Linked DNA regions of Homo sapiens: region 2 is linked to region 1. A link is an interaction called in ENCODE POLR2A ChIA-PET data of the cell type or tissue named here. Cell type or tissue: Caco-2. All regions are shown on one strand.

Region 1 (8,000 bases):
TGCTGTGATTTCATACTATTCACAAAAATTAAGGTTTCATTCATATTTGCTAAATTTGTTATTTGGAAATAGGGCAGACGGGGGCACTTTGGAAAACAATTCTATGTTAGAAGATTATCTTTTGCTTAATTCTTAACCTAAGGTAACAGCAGTATCTTTACACAACTACTGTAAAGAAACATTTTAAGTTTTCATTATGAATTATTAACTGTAGTTTAACTTTGACACAAAGTTATCTCTATTAAAGTGGGTTAAAAGGCAGGTCTCTGCCAAAACAGGACTGGGGAAATCTGTATTTGTTCGCTTTTCAATTATAGTCATTAATAGCTCAAGAATTTTTGCTTTTGTACACAATAAAGCAGCAAGGTTGTATTTTGATTTTGAGGAGCTGAAGGCATTGGATCAAGAGTTAATTTTCTTCTTCTTTTCTGCTGTACAGAAATCATGTATAAACAGAGAAGGGAAGCCCAACAAACAAAAATGAGAACTATTATTCTACTAAAAGTAAATTTTGTGACCTTAATCTGGGGCAATCTGGTAAAAGTCAAAATCGCTAATGTTGTGACACAATGTTTAAGATTTGTTTCAAAATAATCTAGTTTGTGTGGGGGGATACAACATGAAACAAAACCGACCTTGGCTATGAGTTAATAATTGTCAAAGCTAAGTGAGTGACTAACACATGGGGTTCTCCATACTATTCGAGTTTCGCATGTTTTCCAGAATAAAAGGTTTTTAAAAAATGGTATTTAAAATACCATTTCCCTATTGAAATATGCCATTGTGATATGGCAGTATTAGACATGCTTTATACTGCTTGTATAGTTGTTTGCTTATGTGTTTTTTTTGTTTTGTTTTTTTGGAGAGAGTCTCTCTCTGTCGCCCAGGCAACCTCCACCTCCCGGGTTCAAGCGATTCTCCTGTCTCAGCCTCGGGAGTAGCTGGGACTGCAGGCGCCCGCCACCACACCAGGCTCAAGAGATAGTCTCCATCTCCTGACCTCGTGATCCACCCGCCTCGGCCTCCCAAAAGTTCTGGGATTACAGGCGTGAGCCACCGCGCCTAACCTGCTTATGGAGGCCTAGGAGGGTGGATCACGAGGTTAGGAGTTCGAGACCAGTCTGGCCAACATGGCAAAACCCCGTCTCTACGAAAACTACAAAAATTAACACGGCGCGGTGGCGGGCGTCTGTAATCCCAGCTACTCGGGAGGCTGAGACGGGAGAATCTTTTGAACCAGGGTGGCAGAGGTTGAAATGAGCCGAAATCGCGCCACTGCACTCCAGCCTGGGCGACAGCGTGAGACTGTCTCAAAAAAAAAAAAAAATTCAAACAAACATTTTAAATTACAAACAATGGTAAGACTGTCAGAAAATTCTAGGAAAATGTCAAAAACAAGGAGGCCACTTTGCCGCATGTGTGTTAAGAGATGGGTATAAATCAAAATAGTTTCAGTTCACTAAGGAAATTTAATGCCTAAAACAATCCTAAGATACAGGAGGATCACTCAGGTAAACACACACTCCTTACTCATATAAAATTGAACACCCATAAGTTGCATTTCCTTAGAGTACACCTATAAAACTAAGTACAGAATTTTTAAAAACCCAGTATGTTTTAGTAAAGTTGCTGTTCTAAAAATCCCACCTGTCACCAGGATAACCGAAACTGCTCCCTCTACACTCCAACTGTATTTTTAGTTTTTACCTCAACAAGTAGCAATGCAATTTACACTTGGTAAGCACGGATTCCTGAAACGCCAAAATCAACCGGGAACCTGATTTAACTCCACCACGCTCTTAACAATGAAAGCTACAAGCAGAAGAGAAGTGTGACCTTAAAAACTTCCACACAGCCGAAGAACAGTGGCAGAACAGACTGAAGCACGTATCTTCGCGGAACAGAAGAAAACTTCCACACAAGCAATACTGCAACACGGAGGCGGGGCAAGGGCTTAAAAGGAAAGTCAGCCAACAGGGAGGGGTGAATATAAGCAAAGCTTCCGTGAAAAAAAACTTATCGAGGTGTAGAGCAAGACAAGACAGACAAATTTTTCCATCTCCGTACACCCCCCTTCAGAGCCCAACACACAGCAAGTGCTCTAGATAGGTTTGCTCAACTCAAGGGAAGCTTCTGCCAGCAACTTTCCCAGAAATGGAATGACAAGAAGAAGCTGGATGATGGCGGGGCGGGGAGAAATGGACAGGTTGCTCATCCTGCGGGAGATGGTGAATATCCTGCAGTTGCCTAAGCGGAGATGGAAAGAAACAGCATCCATCGTTTACAGACTGTCAACTACAGTGTCCCAATTAAGCGTACGCCCCTTTCAGATGTTAACAACTGAAAACAATGCCCTGGCTCTGGACATGGGCACGCGGAACACTGCAGCCTCTAAGAAACCCAAACGGATAGGTAGGTCAACTTCTATCCACTCTGCCCATTAAATTATACCTTCATATCACGCTAATAAATTATGCAGACGGTTTACTGGGACACGCTGTGGGTCTGGCACTCTGATAAGCGCTTTACACGCCCCATTTCACTGAACCTTAAGAGGCAGGGACGGTATTAGCAGCCCCTTTTCCAACCAAGACACAAAGACTTTTTAAGTGTCTTGCCTAACGGGGCAGAGCCGGGTTCGGCACCCGTTTTGGACACCTGGGCCGTGCTCTTAACCACTAAGCTACAGACCTGGGCCGGCGACACTGAGAGGCTCCAGCCCTCGGGGACCTGAAGCAGGGACCCCCCCCCCCCCCCGCCTGCGCCCCAGCCCCGGGAATAACTTCGGCATCCCCGCGCGCGCCATGCGGGACGAGGAAAGGCGGCCGCAGCACCTGTTTGTGGCACCGGTGAGGGCTGGAGGGGATGGGGGCGCCCGGGGCCAGGCCTCAGGGCGCCCCGAGGCGAGGGAACGCAAGAGGACCCGCCTCCTCCGGGAAGGCCCCGCGGGCTAGAGAGAGGCCCGGGAGAAGGCGGAGGGGTGCGCGGGCCCGCCGAGGCCTAGGCCCCACCCGCCGCCCACCTCCCCACCGCGGCGGCGCCCGCGAGGGCCCCACCAGGCCCGGCCCGGCCCGGCCGCCTCACCTGGCTGCTGCTCCGAGCTCGTCCCCCGGCCGGCGGTCCTGGGCGGTGGCGGCGAGGAGGGGAAGGAAGAAGGAAAAAAGGGAGAGGAAGAAGGGACGAAGGGAGGGAAGAGGCGGAGTGGCCGTGGAGGAGGCGGGCGCCGCCGGGCCGGGGGGGGGAGGCGGTCAAAGGAAGCGGGAGCCGAGAGAGACGCGGCAGCCGCCGGCGCAAACGCTGAAGAGCCGCTCAGGCGCCCGCAGCCCGGCAGGAAGTGACGGGGGAGGGGCAGGCGCCCGCCCCCGGCCCCCGCCCGCCTCCAGGCCCGGCCCCGGCCCCACCCCCACCCACGGTCCGAACCACAAGTTCCGGCTGGCACTGCGGCGGAGCCTGCGCTCGCAAGGCACGCCGGGGGCCCAGCGGGAGGAGCGCCCTGTCCCGCCTGGACCGCAGCGGCCCGTCCTGAGTCCCGGGGCCTGCCGGGAGTTGTAGTTCTGGTGGGAGTTTCGCGCTGCCTGCTGGACTCGAAGCGGGTCTGGGAGAACCCAGCCTACCTTCTTTCCTCCTCCACTTCCTTTTTCCTTCCTTGCTGTCGCTTCTTCCTCTTGTCCTGCCTCTGGCCTTCCTTTCTCTCCTTCCTGCAGTTGTTTCTTCCTCCATCTGTAAATGTTCATTAAATGCTTGCCATATGCAAGGCATTGCTCCAAGAGCTAAGAATGTAGTGGTGAACTGACAAAAATCCCTGCCCTCGTGGAGCTTACATTCTTGTGTAAGTAAAATACACAATAAATAAAATTGAAAAATGTGTAGTGAGATAAAAGACAATGGCCCGGGCGCGTTGGCTCAGGCCTCTAATCCCGGCACTTTGGGAGGCCGAGGCGGGCGGATCACTAGGTCAAGAGATCGAGACCATCCTGGCTACCACGGTGAAACCCCCGTCTCTACTGAAAATACAAAAAATTAGCCGGGCGTGGTGGCGGGCGCCTGTAGGTAAACAGCTACTCGGGAGGCTGAGGCAGGAGAATCGCTTGAACCCGGGAGGCGGAGATTGCAGTGAGCTGAGATCGCGCCGCTGCACTCCAGCCTTGGCGACAAAGAGACACTGGTCTCAAAAAAAAAAAAAAAAAAAAAAAAAAAAAAAAAAAAAAAGACGAGAAGTGCCAGATTACTATTTATTTCACCCAGACCTAGATAAACTAAGTGGTTTTTAGCAGCTGTATTGTATGGGAGGTTGGAGAGAGGGTGGCCAGTAAAGAATCTTGGCCAGGCGCAGTGGCTCACGCCTGTAATCCCGGCACTTTGGGAGGCCGAGGTGGGCGGATCACCTGAGGTCAGGAGTTCGAGACCAGCCTGACTAACATGGTGAAACCCCGTCTCTACTAGCCGGATGCAGTGGTGGGCGCCTGTAATCACAGCTACTTGGGAGGCTGAGGCAGGAGAATCTCTTGAACCCGGGAGACGGAGGTTGCAGTGAGCCGAGATCACGCCATTGCACTCCAACCTGGGCAACAGAGTGAGACTCTGTCTCAAAAAAAAAAAAAAAAAAAAAAAGAATCTTGAACTTCTGCACACTCAGCGAAAATTATGCTCGCGTTGTGAGAGGTCCAAGAAACTGAGAATGAATGAAGGAACTGCAGGTGCACAGAGCTTCTCTCTCCCGCTCACTCTGGGACTGCCGCCCCACTATTTAAAAATAATTCTCTCTTTCTTAAATGTCTCTCAATCTAATAATTGCTCAATCTCTCTTGCCAACGGAATATAAATTCAAAATACGAGCTGCTGTGTCTGAAGAGGCCCCTCCAAACAAGGCTTTGGAGCCTTAGCGAAGCCTGGGAGGACACTTGCCTCCTTACATTGCTTCTTGTGAAGTGCAATGACACTGAATTTCAGAACACCAAAAATAGTCAAAGGACTTTCACCGTCCCTTTAGTGCCCATCCAAGACAGTAGTAAGCAACATTCAGATATTGTCCAGCCCTCTGCTAAAAGTGATCTTTTCTTTCTAACTTCCAAGCAGTGTGGATCCCATACCTCCTTGGGTAAAGGAGCAGATGCAGAGAGGTCTCCCTAAACCCAAAGCTGCGCACAATCAGACAATCTCGTCAAAGGTGATTTTGCTATCACCCATAGGGACAAAAGTGGTGGGTCTATGACTTCCAGTCTCAATTTTCTTCCCTCTTTCCTCCTTCCGCATCTTTTTTGTTTTTTTCTTGAGACAGGGTCTCGCTCTGTCACCTAACTAGAGTGCAGTGGCATGAGCACAGCTAACTGCAGCCTCAACCTCCTGAGCTCAAGAAATCCTCCTACCTCAGCCTCCTGAGTAGCTGGGACCACAGGCATGTGCCACCACTCCCAGCTAATTTTTTAATTTTTTATAGAGACAGGGTTTTACTAAGTTGCCCAGGGTCTTACTAAGTTACTAAGTTGACCAGGCTGGTCTCAAATTCTAGGCTCAAGCAATCCTCTTGCCTCAATCTTCCAAAGTACTGGGGGGATTATTCCAGGTGTGGGCCACCATACCTGACCAGGAGTAGGTCACCTAGATTTGTTTTCTTCTGTTTGTACCTAGAAACTATCAGTCAAGTTCTCTTCCAAGGTCCTGAAGACCTCTTGAGTCTTGCTAAGTAATTAAGGAATCATTTTTCTTTACCTTGAGAAAAAGATGGAAGCTGTGTGTTCTTGGTTCACAAGAAACTGTGAGCATTAAGTATGTTACGATAAATTATGTGTGTTCCTTCTCACAAGATAAATTATGTGCATCTGTACTAAGGAATGGGAACATGCAAAACTCATAAAAGCCCTGTGAGATGCTGAATTTTTTTTTTTTTTTTTTGAGACAGAATCTCACTCTGTTGCCCAAGCTGAAGTGCAATGGTGTGATCTCGGCTCTCTGATGCAAAGCTCATAAAAGCCCTGTGAGACATTTATTTTTATTTTTAATTATTTTTTTTTTTTGAGACAGAGTCTCCCTCAGTCACCCAGGCTAAAGTGCAGTGGCGCGATCTCGGCTCACTGCAACCTCCACCTCCCGGGCTCAAGCAATTCTCCTGCCTCAGCCTCCCGAGTAGCTGAGACTACAGGCGCTTGCCACCATGCCCTGTAATTTTTGTGTTTTTAGTACAGACGGGGTTTCGCCATGTTGGCCAGGCTGGTCTCGAACTCCTGGCCTCAGGTGATCCACCCGCCTCGGCCTCCCAAGGTGCTGGGATTACAAGTGTGAATGTTAACCTCTGATGAATTATCTGTTCCACTCTCATAGCCTCTTAGTAGAACTTTGCACCCTTATAATTTTCAATTATCTGTTGAGTATATCTATTAGGCTAGAACTAAGTGATCAACTTCCATGACAGCAGAGACTCAGCCTGTCTTAGTAGTCATGATGGTCCCTGGCCCATAACACAGTGCCAGGGACACAATAGTACATGATAAATTTCCGTAGACTGCTGAAAAATTACAGCCTTGCTTATCTCTGCGCAAGTCCCTAAGAAACAGGGAACACCTGTAGGGTTGATTGGTGTATGTCAGGGTCACCTGTGGTATGTGTAGCACAGGAGAACAAGGTTGAGAACTACTTGCTGGCCTAAATAAGTAATTCCCAAGCTTATTTGAGGTAGCCTGCACTCCTAGGGATATATCAGAATCTAAGAGCAACAATTAGAAGACATAAAAATATAATGGGGCCGGGCGCAGTGGCTTACACCTGTAATCCCAGCACTTTGGGAGGCCAAGGCAGGCGGATCTCTTGAGGTCAGGAGTTCGAGACCAGCCTGGCCAACATGGTGAAACCCCATCGCTACTAAACATACAGAAATTAGCCAGCCGTGGTGGTATGCAACTTTAGTCCCAGGTACTCGGGCATGTGAGGCAGGAGAATCACTTGAACCTGGGAGGCAGAGGTTTCAGTGAGCTGAGATCACGCCACTGTATTCCAGCCTAGGCAAGAGAGCGAGACTCCATCTCAAAAAACAAAATGAGGCTGGGCACGGTGGTTCACGCCTGTAATCCCAGCACTTTGGGAGGCCGAGGAGGGCAGATCATGAGGTCAGGAGATCGAGACCATCCTGGCTAACATGGTGAAACCCCATCTCTACTAAAAATACAAAAAATTAGCTGGGCGTGGTGGCAGGCACCTGTAGTCCCAGCTACTCGGGAGGCTGAGGCAGGAGAATGGCGTGAACCCAGGAGGCAGAGCTTGCAGTGAGCTGAGATCGAGTCACTGCACTGCAGCCTGGGAAACAGAGCGAGACTCCATCTCAAAAAAAAAAAAAAAAGAAAAAACAAGAGAAAAAAGATATAATGGAAGATCCCATTTACAAAGCAGTGGAAAAATAAAAATACCTAGAAATAAACTTTACAAGAAATATGCACAATCTGTGTGAAGAAAAAATGTTTAATTCTGCAAAAGAATACAGAAAAAGACTTGAACAAAGAGAAATACAGGTTATGGTATTGGCTAGGAAGGTTCCATCCAGATCATTAAGATATCAGTTGATCAAGACATTGAAGGACAGCCTGGCCAACGTGGCAAAATCCCAACTCTACAAAAAAAGTACAAAAATAATTAGCCGGGTGTGGTGGCATGTGCCTGTGGCCCCAGCTACTTGGGAGGCTGAAGTGGGAGAATCGCGTGAGCCCAGGAGGTTGAGGCTGCAGTGAGCTGTGATTGCACCACTGCACTCCAGGCTTGGAGTGAGACCCTGACTCAAAAAATACATTAAAATTTAAAAAGACATTGAATGAGATCCCAAGAAAAATAACAAACAGGATTTTGTTTTGGATCTCTATGAGCCATGTCTAAAGTCTTATGGAAAAATTAATAAGAAAAATAACCAAGAACTTTCTGAAAACTCCTGACCAAATAGCAAACATACTATTGGTAAAGCATTACCAATTAAAATAGTTAGATGCTAGTGCCTGATTAGTTCCACAATCAATGGAAGA
Region 2 (8,000 bases), 230 kb before region 1:
ACTTGAAGTTCTGCTCTAACAAAGAGAAAATAATTTGCTGTTAGCATGTTGCTGTGGATTTTGTGGCCAATACTTGGTGCATCCTGTGAGACTTTCCCAGGAACATGGGAATCAGATTGCCTGGGAGAAGCAAACCCCAGACCTGCAAATAGTGGGTCAGAACGGAAGTGTGCTGTTACCTTTAAAAAGAGCAAGTGGGCTGGGTGCCATGGCACACACCTGTATTCCCAGTTACTTGGGAGGTTGAGGCAAGAGGATCACTTGAGGCCAGGAGTTTGAGGCTGCAGTGTGTCTGTGAATAGCCTCTGTGCTCCAGCCTAGGCAACAAAACAAGACCCCCTCTCTAAATAAATAAACACCCCATCTCTAAATCAGTCAGTCAATCTTAAAGGAGCAAATGACTTCCAGTTCTCAGGACTAGGCTCTAAAGAAAGAACAGGTCCTTCAGAAGAGGGAGTTGAACAAGGGAGACACGTACCCAGGGGCGGAGTCCAGGCATCAAGGCCCAGTGAAAGGCCTGAGCTCTAGTGCCTCTGTGGCTATTATTTTTACATATTACTAAAGTGCATGGATGTTGGACACAACCATGGGGCTCTCCCACAGACTGTCCTGTAGTAATCACCATCACATGGCCAACCCTAACTGGACACTCACTGTACTGCTGACTTGGCATTCAACATAATGTTTTCCAATTTAATTAACTGGGAATCCCCCCCACAGCCTTCCTAGGATAATTTGCCTCCCATGTTATTTGTGTAGATGAAGAGAATTCACCAATAGACCTGGACATCTGTGGTGGCTCACGCCTCCAATCCCAGCACTTTGGGAGGCCAAGGCAGGCGGGCCACTTGAGGCCAGGAGTTAAAGTTTGTTTTTAGGATTCTGACTTTTAACTCCCAGCATCAGACATCAGTGTGTGTACATTTTTACAGATACTGTGTAGAATTACCTATGTGTTTGTGTGGATTTCTTAGCTCACTTTTTGCATCTTTTTTTTTGAGAATGAGTCTCGCCATCTTGCCCAGGCTGTAGTGCAGTGGTGAGATCTTGGCTCACTGCAACCTCTGCCTCTGCCTCCCAGGTTCAAGTGATTCCCCTGCCTCAGCCTCCCGAGTAGCTGGGACCACAGGCTCACACCACCACGTCTGGCTAATTTTGTATTTTTTAGTAGAAACGGAGTTTCACCATGTTGGCCAGGCTGATCTCGAACTCCTGACCTCAGGTGATCCACCCGTCTCGGCCTCCCAAAGTAATGGGATTACAGGCGTGAGCCACCACGCCCAACCAGGATCTTTGTTTTAGACAGCAATATGTTCCAAATGCCTGGAACTGTGCCGGACACATACACACTCAGTTTGTTGATTGAATGAATCTTACCGCCCCACCATCCCCCATGCTCCCTATTTAACTGGACAGAGAACAGGGATGTGGGGAGGCCTTATCTCAGACTCCTCCCATTTTTTCCCCGTTATTCTTAGCATGTGACTTCTATCCTTAGGGTCATCTTATGGCTCAGGATCCTGTCATTTTGTTCCAGGTAGGAAGAAAGAGGAAGAGATAGGACTGAAGAACTCTGCCAGCTGAGTCACCCCCCTTCTAAAGAGGAGTCTTCTGGAGCTTGTTGCCAACCCTGATAACTTATGCTTACCCCTCATTGGCTATAACTTCATCACATGATCACCCTTTCTGCAAGAAAGGCTGAGAAATGTAGGCACATTCCCTCCCAAAACAAAATTCAGGATCTGTTAGGAAGGATATGAGTTAGAGAACTGGCAGTGCCTGCCACAGAGTGTTCTCCAGCTGGCTAGGGAGGGAATGGCAGCAAGGTTTCTCCTATGTGAGCCTATTCAAGGTGGCCCTCTTATTTTGCTTCGGGGCAGAGTCTGAAACAGATAGGGTCTGGTGCCTAATCAGTAGTGGTGGTGATATCCCAGGGAAGAGCAGAACCAGTGGTTTTTAAGTAGATTCTTTGTACCTCTCAAAGGTTTGATTTGATTTAATTATCAAACACTTTCACAGCATGCTTGAAACTTAGATACAATGGACTTAGTAGTGGTTATCACAACATCCAGAAAAGCCTCTTCTGAGACCTATCCAAGGCTGTCATGTCAGCAGGGGAAGCAGTCCACAGTTACTGGGTGGAGTCTTCCTGCTTTGGGGCCTCTACTGGGATTTTTCCTTAGCAGCTCCCTCTTCAGGAACCTTCTGCTGGTATTCGGGCTTTCTGACTCTCCTTAGCTCTTCCTGGCCTGAGAATGTTTTGATTTTGCATAAGTACTATTATGGATCCTGCCTATTAAGGAATATGAGTTATATACTCTATCCCTCCAAAAAACGTTGCTCTTGATGCTGTTTAAATGGAAAAACTGCAGTGAGGGAAAGAGGAGATCCATGCTGATGTGAAATTTTGTTTTTCTCCTTAGGAATGAAAGATAGTGAAGGTTTTAACTAACTGGAACTACTTGCAGTGTGATTCGTTGGAAATTTTCATTATGGATTTAGTCTGCAGGGCCAGGCGGGTGACAGAAATGAGCAGGCTTCTATCATGAGGACATCATAAATGTCTTCACACAAGCACCTACATATAAACACACAGGCCTAATAAAAAGTAGCATTTGAGAGCTCACTTTTTTCAGGCACTGTTTTAAATGCTTTATGTGTATCATTCTCACAGGGCTTTGTTTACTGGTAAGGAAACTGAGGCTTGGGGAGGTTAAGTAACTTAAGTCCCCACAGTGGGAAGTGGCAGAGCAGGGACCCGGACCAGGCATGCAGGCTCCAGAGCCCTCGCTGTTATTCATCATGCTGAATTCACTTCTACAAGGGAACATTTTTTCTCTGATGTTCTTTTTTTTTTTTTTGAGACGGAGTCTCGCTCTGTCGCCCAGGCTGGAGTGCAGTGGCACAATCTCGGCTCACTGCAAGCTCCGCCTCCTGGGTTCACGCCATTCTCCTGCCTCAGCCTCCCGAGTAGCTGGGACTACAGGAGCCCGCCACTACGCCTGGCTAATTTTTTTTTTTTGTATTTTTAGTAGAGATGGTGTTTCACCGCGCTAGCCAGGATGGTCTCGATCTCCTGACCTCGTGATCTGCCCACCTCGGCTTCCCAAAGTGCTGGGATTACAGGTGTGAGCCACCGTGCCCAGCCTTCTCTGATGTTCTTAAAACACCCTGCCCAGTCAGCCTCCCATTTTCTCTGCTCTTGACAGACATGTTACTTTCCTGCTTACTGTGTAGTAACAACAGTGGTCCAAGTGTGATGGCACCTCGCATTTGGCCCCAAGGGAAGGGAGTCGATTGGGAGTGGTGAGGACTGAGGCAACAGGGTATCAGCTGAGTTCATGCCCTGGCTGAAGAGGGCAGCTTCACCTGGTTCCAGCCAGTTGTGGCCCAGTGTTGCCACATAGTTGGGTTTTTTAAATAGAAGCCCATTCTGGTTTTTGTGAGTAGTCTCCTGGTTTTTAAATGTTGGCAGCTAATTCAGAAGTTTTAAAAAGCAGCACATAGGCTAAGCAATACATATGTACAGGCAGAGGTACTTGCCAGTCACCACTCTATAGCCTCTGGTCTAACTCACTGAGGCTGTAGCTTCTTTGATAAAATGAGTTGATATTTCTTGGGTGTTGAATGTAAATGAGGTGCTGTGTACTTTGGAATGTATGATACAGATTGGAAACTGTCACCATAATTTTATTAATATCATAGCATCAGAGAAGGTTGGGACTGGAAAGGAACTTGGAAATATCTAGTCATATGTTTTCCAAATTACAAGAGGTGAGATGTCATGATAAGTGAACCCTTCCTTCCCTCCTTCCTTCCCTCCCTCCCTCCCTTCTTCCTTCCCTCCGTCCCTCCTTCCCTCCCTCCCTCCCTTCTTCTCTCCTTCTCTTTTCCTCCCTCCCTCCTTCCTTCCCTCCTTTCCACCCTCCCTCTTTCCCTCCCTCCCTCTGTCCCTCCTTCCTTCCCTCCCTCCCTCCCTCCTTCCTTCCCTCCCTCCCTCTTTCCCTCCTTCCCTCCTTCCTTCCTTCCATTTTGAGACAGGTTCTCACTCTGTCACCCAGGCTGGAGTGCAGTGGCGCAATCTCAAATCACTGCAACCTCTGCCTCTCAGGCTCAAGTGATCCTCCTGACTCAGCCTCCCGAGGAGCTGGGACTACAGGTGTGCCCTGCTGATTTTTATACTTTTTGTAGAGATGGGGTTTTGCTGTGTTGTCCAAGCTAGTCTCAAACTCCTAAGTTCAGGTGATCCTCCCCACCTCAACCTCCCAAAGTGCTGGGATTACAGGCATGAGCCACCATGCCCCACCAGAACGTTTTATATTTTAATGGTTATTTATTTTAATATGCATTCAGAAAATATAACTAATGTATGAAAACTGTTATTTTGTGAATTTTATTGCTTAAGGTGAGTTAAAGAGCACTAGTAAATACTCGCAGTCATGCATTGCTTAACAACAGGGATACGTTCTGAGAAATGAGTCATAGGCAGTTTCACTGTTTTGCGAAAGAATATTATGGGTATACTTACACAAACCTAGATGGTATAGCCTACTACATACCATATGTATAGCTTGTTGGTATGGGCATATGGTATAGCCTATTGCTCCTAGGCTATAAACCTGTACACCATGTTACTGTATTGAATACTGTACGCTTTGGTAACACAGTGGTAAGTATTTGAAAAAGTACAGTCACAATGCAGTACAAAAGATAAAAACTGATATACCTGTATGGGGCACTTACCATGGATGGAGCTTGCAGGACTGGAAGTTACTCCAGTGAGTCAGTGAGTGAGCAGTGAGTGAATGTGAAGGCCTGGGACATGACCGTATGCCACTGCAGGCTTTATAAACACTGTACACTTAGGCTACCCTAAATTTATAAAAATAATTTTCTTTTTTTTTTTTGAGACCGAGTTTTGCTCCTGTCGCCTAGGCTGGAGTGCAGTGGCACGATCACTGCTCACTGCAACCTCCACCTCCCAGGTTCAAGTGATTCTCCTGCCTCAGCCTCCCGAGTAGCTGGGATTACAGGTGCCCGCTACCACACCTGGCTAATTTTTGTATTTTTGGTAGAGACTGGGTTTCTGTTGTTGACCAGGCTGGTCTCGAACTCCAGATCTCAGGTGATCCACCCGCCTTGGCCTCCCAAAGTGCTGGGATTACAGGCATGAGCCACTGTGCCCAGCCTATAAAATTAATTTTCTGGCTGGGCGCGGTGGCTTATGCCTGTAATCCCAGCATTTTGGGAGGCCGAGGCAGGCAGATCACGAGGTCAAGAGATCGAGACCATCCTGGCCAACATAGTGAAACCCCTTCTCTACTAAAAATACAAAAATTAGCTGGGCATGGTGGTGCACACCTGTAGTCCCAGCTACTCAGGAGGCTGAGGCAGGAGAATCTCTTGAACCCGGGAGGCGGAGGTTGCAGTGAACCGAGATTGTGCCACTGCACTCGACCCTGGCAACAGAGCGAGACTCTGTCTCAAAATATAATAATAATAATAATAATAATAATAATTTTCTTTATTCAATAATAAATTAATTTTAGCTTACTGTAACATTTTTACCTTATAAACAATTTTTTTTAACTTTTTGGCTCTTGTAATAGCACCTAGTTTAAAACAAACACATGGTACAGATGCACAAAAATATTTTTTCTTTATATTCTTATTCTATACTTTTTTTTCTATTTCTTAAATTTTTAGGTTTTTAAAACTTTAAAATTATTTTTGTTAAAAACTAAGCCACAAAACACACAGATTAGCCTAGGCCTGCACAGGGTCAGGATCATTCATATCACTGTCTTCCACCTCCACATCTTGTCCCTTGGAAGGTCTTCAGGGGCAATAACACACATGAAGTTGGTATCTCCTATAATAACAATACTTTCTTCCGGAATGCCTCCTGAACCTGCCTGAGACTTTTTTACAGCTAACTTTTTCTTTTTTAAATAAGTAGAAGGCAATGACAATAAAGAGTATAGTATAGGCTGAGCACGGTGGCTCACACCTGTAATCCCAACACTTTGGGAGGCTGAGGCAGGCAGATCACTTGAGGTCAGGAGTTTGAGGCCAGCCTGGCCAACATGGCAAAACCCTGTCTCTACTAAAAATACAAAAATTAGCTGGGTGTGGTGGCAGACGCCTATAATCCCAGTTACTCAGGAGGCTGAGGCAGGAGAATTGCTTGAACCTGGGAGGCGGAGGTTGCAGTGAGCCAAGATCGTGTCACTGCACTCCAACCTGGGCAACAGAGTGAGACTCTCTCAAAAAAAAAAAAAAAGTATAATAAATACATAAACTAGCCGGGCGCAGTGGCTCATGCCTGTCATCCCAGCACTTTGGGAGGCCGAGGTGGGTGGATCACCTGAGGCTGGGAGTTCAAGACTAGCCTGACCAACATGGAGAAACCCTATCTCTGCTAAAAATACAAAAAATTAGCTGGGCGTGGTGGCTCATGCCTGTAATCCCAGCTGCTCAGGAGGCTGAGACAGGAGAATTGCTTGAACCTGGGAGGCGGAGGCTGTAGTGAGCTGGGATTGCTCCATTGCACTCCAGCCTGGGCAACAAGAGTGAAACTCCGTCTCAAATAATAAATAAAAAATAAATAAATAACAAACTAATAACATAGTGGTTTATTACCAATTATTATGTACTATACAGAACTGCATGTGCTATTCTTTTATATGACTGGTAGCACAGTAGGTTTGTTCACACCAGCATCACCACGAATATAAGTAATAAGTTGTGCTGTGACATAATGACGGCTATGATGTCACTAGACGATAGGAATTTTTCAGCTCCATTTGTAATCTTCCTGGACCACTATTGTATATGTGGTTCCTCATTGACCAAACGTTGTTATGTGGTGCATAACAGTATATTTAAAATACATAATAATATATAATATTATAGTGGTGCATGAATGTGGCAAAAGCCATGAAGGTGGTTTGAGAATGACTAAAGTTTGAGTAACAGTGATCTAGTCTAAATCATCCTTTTTAGATGAAGAAGTGAGTTTAGCAATTGTGACTGTTTCTGGGGTTTTCTAATTTCAAGTTCCCTTTGCCTTCTAGGAAAAGCTTATAACATCAGTATTTCCCACACGAATTTACTTTGCCACGTAGATAGTTCCAGAGTGTTAAGTGCCCAGTGGAAATGAAAATACTTAGCACTGCCCTCCGGGACCTTATAGATCAAGCATAGAACTCATAAAAATGGTGGCTGGGTTGAAAATTCTCATTAATACACAGTCAAAGGATTATTTTGGTTTTGCTTTTTTAAGGTGATGGCTTTTTTGGTCAACGTGATGTTTTATAAATGAGTAATGTTAGGCCAGGTACAATGGCTCACGCTTGTAATCCCAGCACTTTGCGATGCCAAGGTGGTAGATCACTTGAACTCAGGAGTTCAAGACCAGCCTAGGCAACATAGAGAAACCTCATCTCTACTAAAACTACAAAAATTAGCCGGGCGTGGTGAGGAGGCGGGAGGATTGCTTGAGCCAAGGAGGTGGAGGTTGCAGTAAGCTGGGATGGTGCCATTGCACTCCAGCCTGGGCAAGACAGCAAAACTCTGTCTCAAAAAAAAAAAAAAGTAATGTTTACTTCTAAATATCTGGTCAAGAACTGTTTACTTTACGTAAGCTCTTTCCCAGAGCTAGTTTTCTGCGGCGGGGGGAGTAAGAGATACTGAACCTCTTCTACTTAAACAGTTAACATTTTACAGAATAATTTCATAAAAGTTTAGTAAATCCTTAACTATCACATTGGAAATCTCATGCCAGATTCTGGGTTTACAGTGTGAGAAGGCGAAGCAGCAGAAGGCATGTCATTTACCAAGGCTCGTTGGTCCCCGAGGCTAAGGCACAAGAGAAAGCTCCATTTGTTCTGCCAGGAACTCTGGCTGGATAAAATCGAGCTCCTGCCTCCAAGTTGGGGGTGGTGGGGAGGGCCCTGGGCCGAGCCACTGGGACTTAGGAAGGAAGAGAGTAGTATAAG

What was found. ChIA-PET counts read pairs that join two places held together with the same protein. Peaks named below come from ENCODE experiments on the same cell type or tissue, not always from the same donor. Only the 100,000 strongest peaks of a DNase experiment are listed, where the experiment ranks them.
Region 2: POLR2A ChIA-PET joins it to region 1 with 13 read pairs; 3 of 35 experiments call an interaction of 5 or more read pairs at or near these places.

Annotation. Positions count from the first base shown.
Region 1 is chr20:49,185,032-49,193,031 of GRCh38, forward strand. STAU1 (staufen double-stranded RNA binding protein 1) reads right to left here and starts at 3,303. Exons shown (of 14, transcript NM_017453.4): 1 at 3,085-3,303. RefSeq lists an enhancer at 2,047-2,116 and silencers at 2,517-2,676, 2,907-3,576. In Caco-2, no CTCF peak of the experiment used is centred here; DNase peaks (open chromatin) are centred at 1,950, 2,170, 2,820, 3,510 and 1 weaker place; H3K4me3 peaks cover 2,689 bases.
Region 2 is chr20:48,955,594-48,963,593 of GRCh38, forward strand. The region is part of intron 6 of ARFGEF2 (ARF guanine nucleotide exchange factor 2); the gene reads left to right. Among named protein-coding and RNA genes, the nearest start is that of ARFGEF2, 38 kb to the left of the region's middle. In Caco-2, no CTCF peak of the experiment used is centred here; no DNase peak of the experiment used is centred here.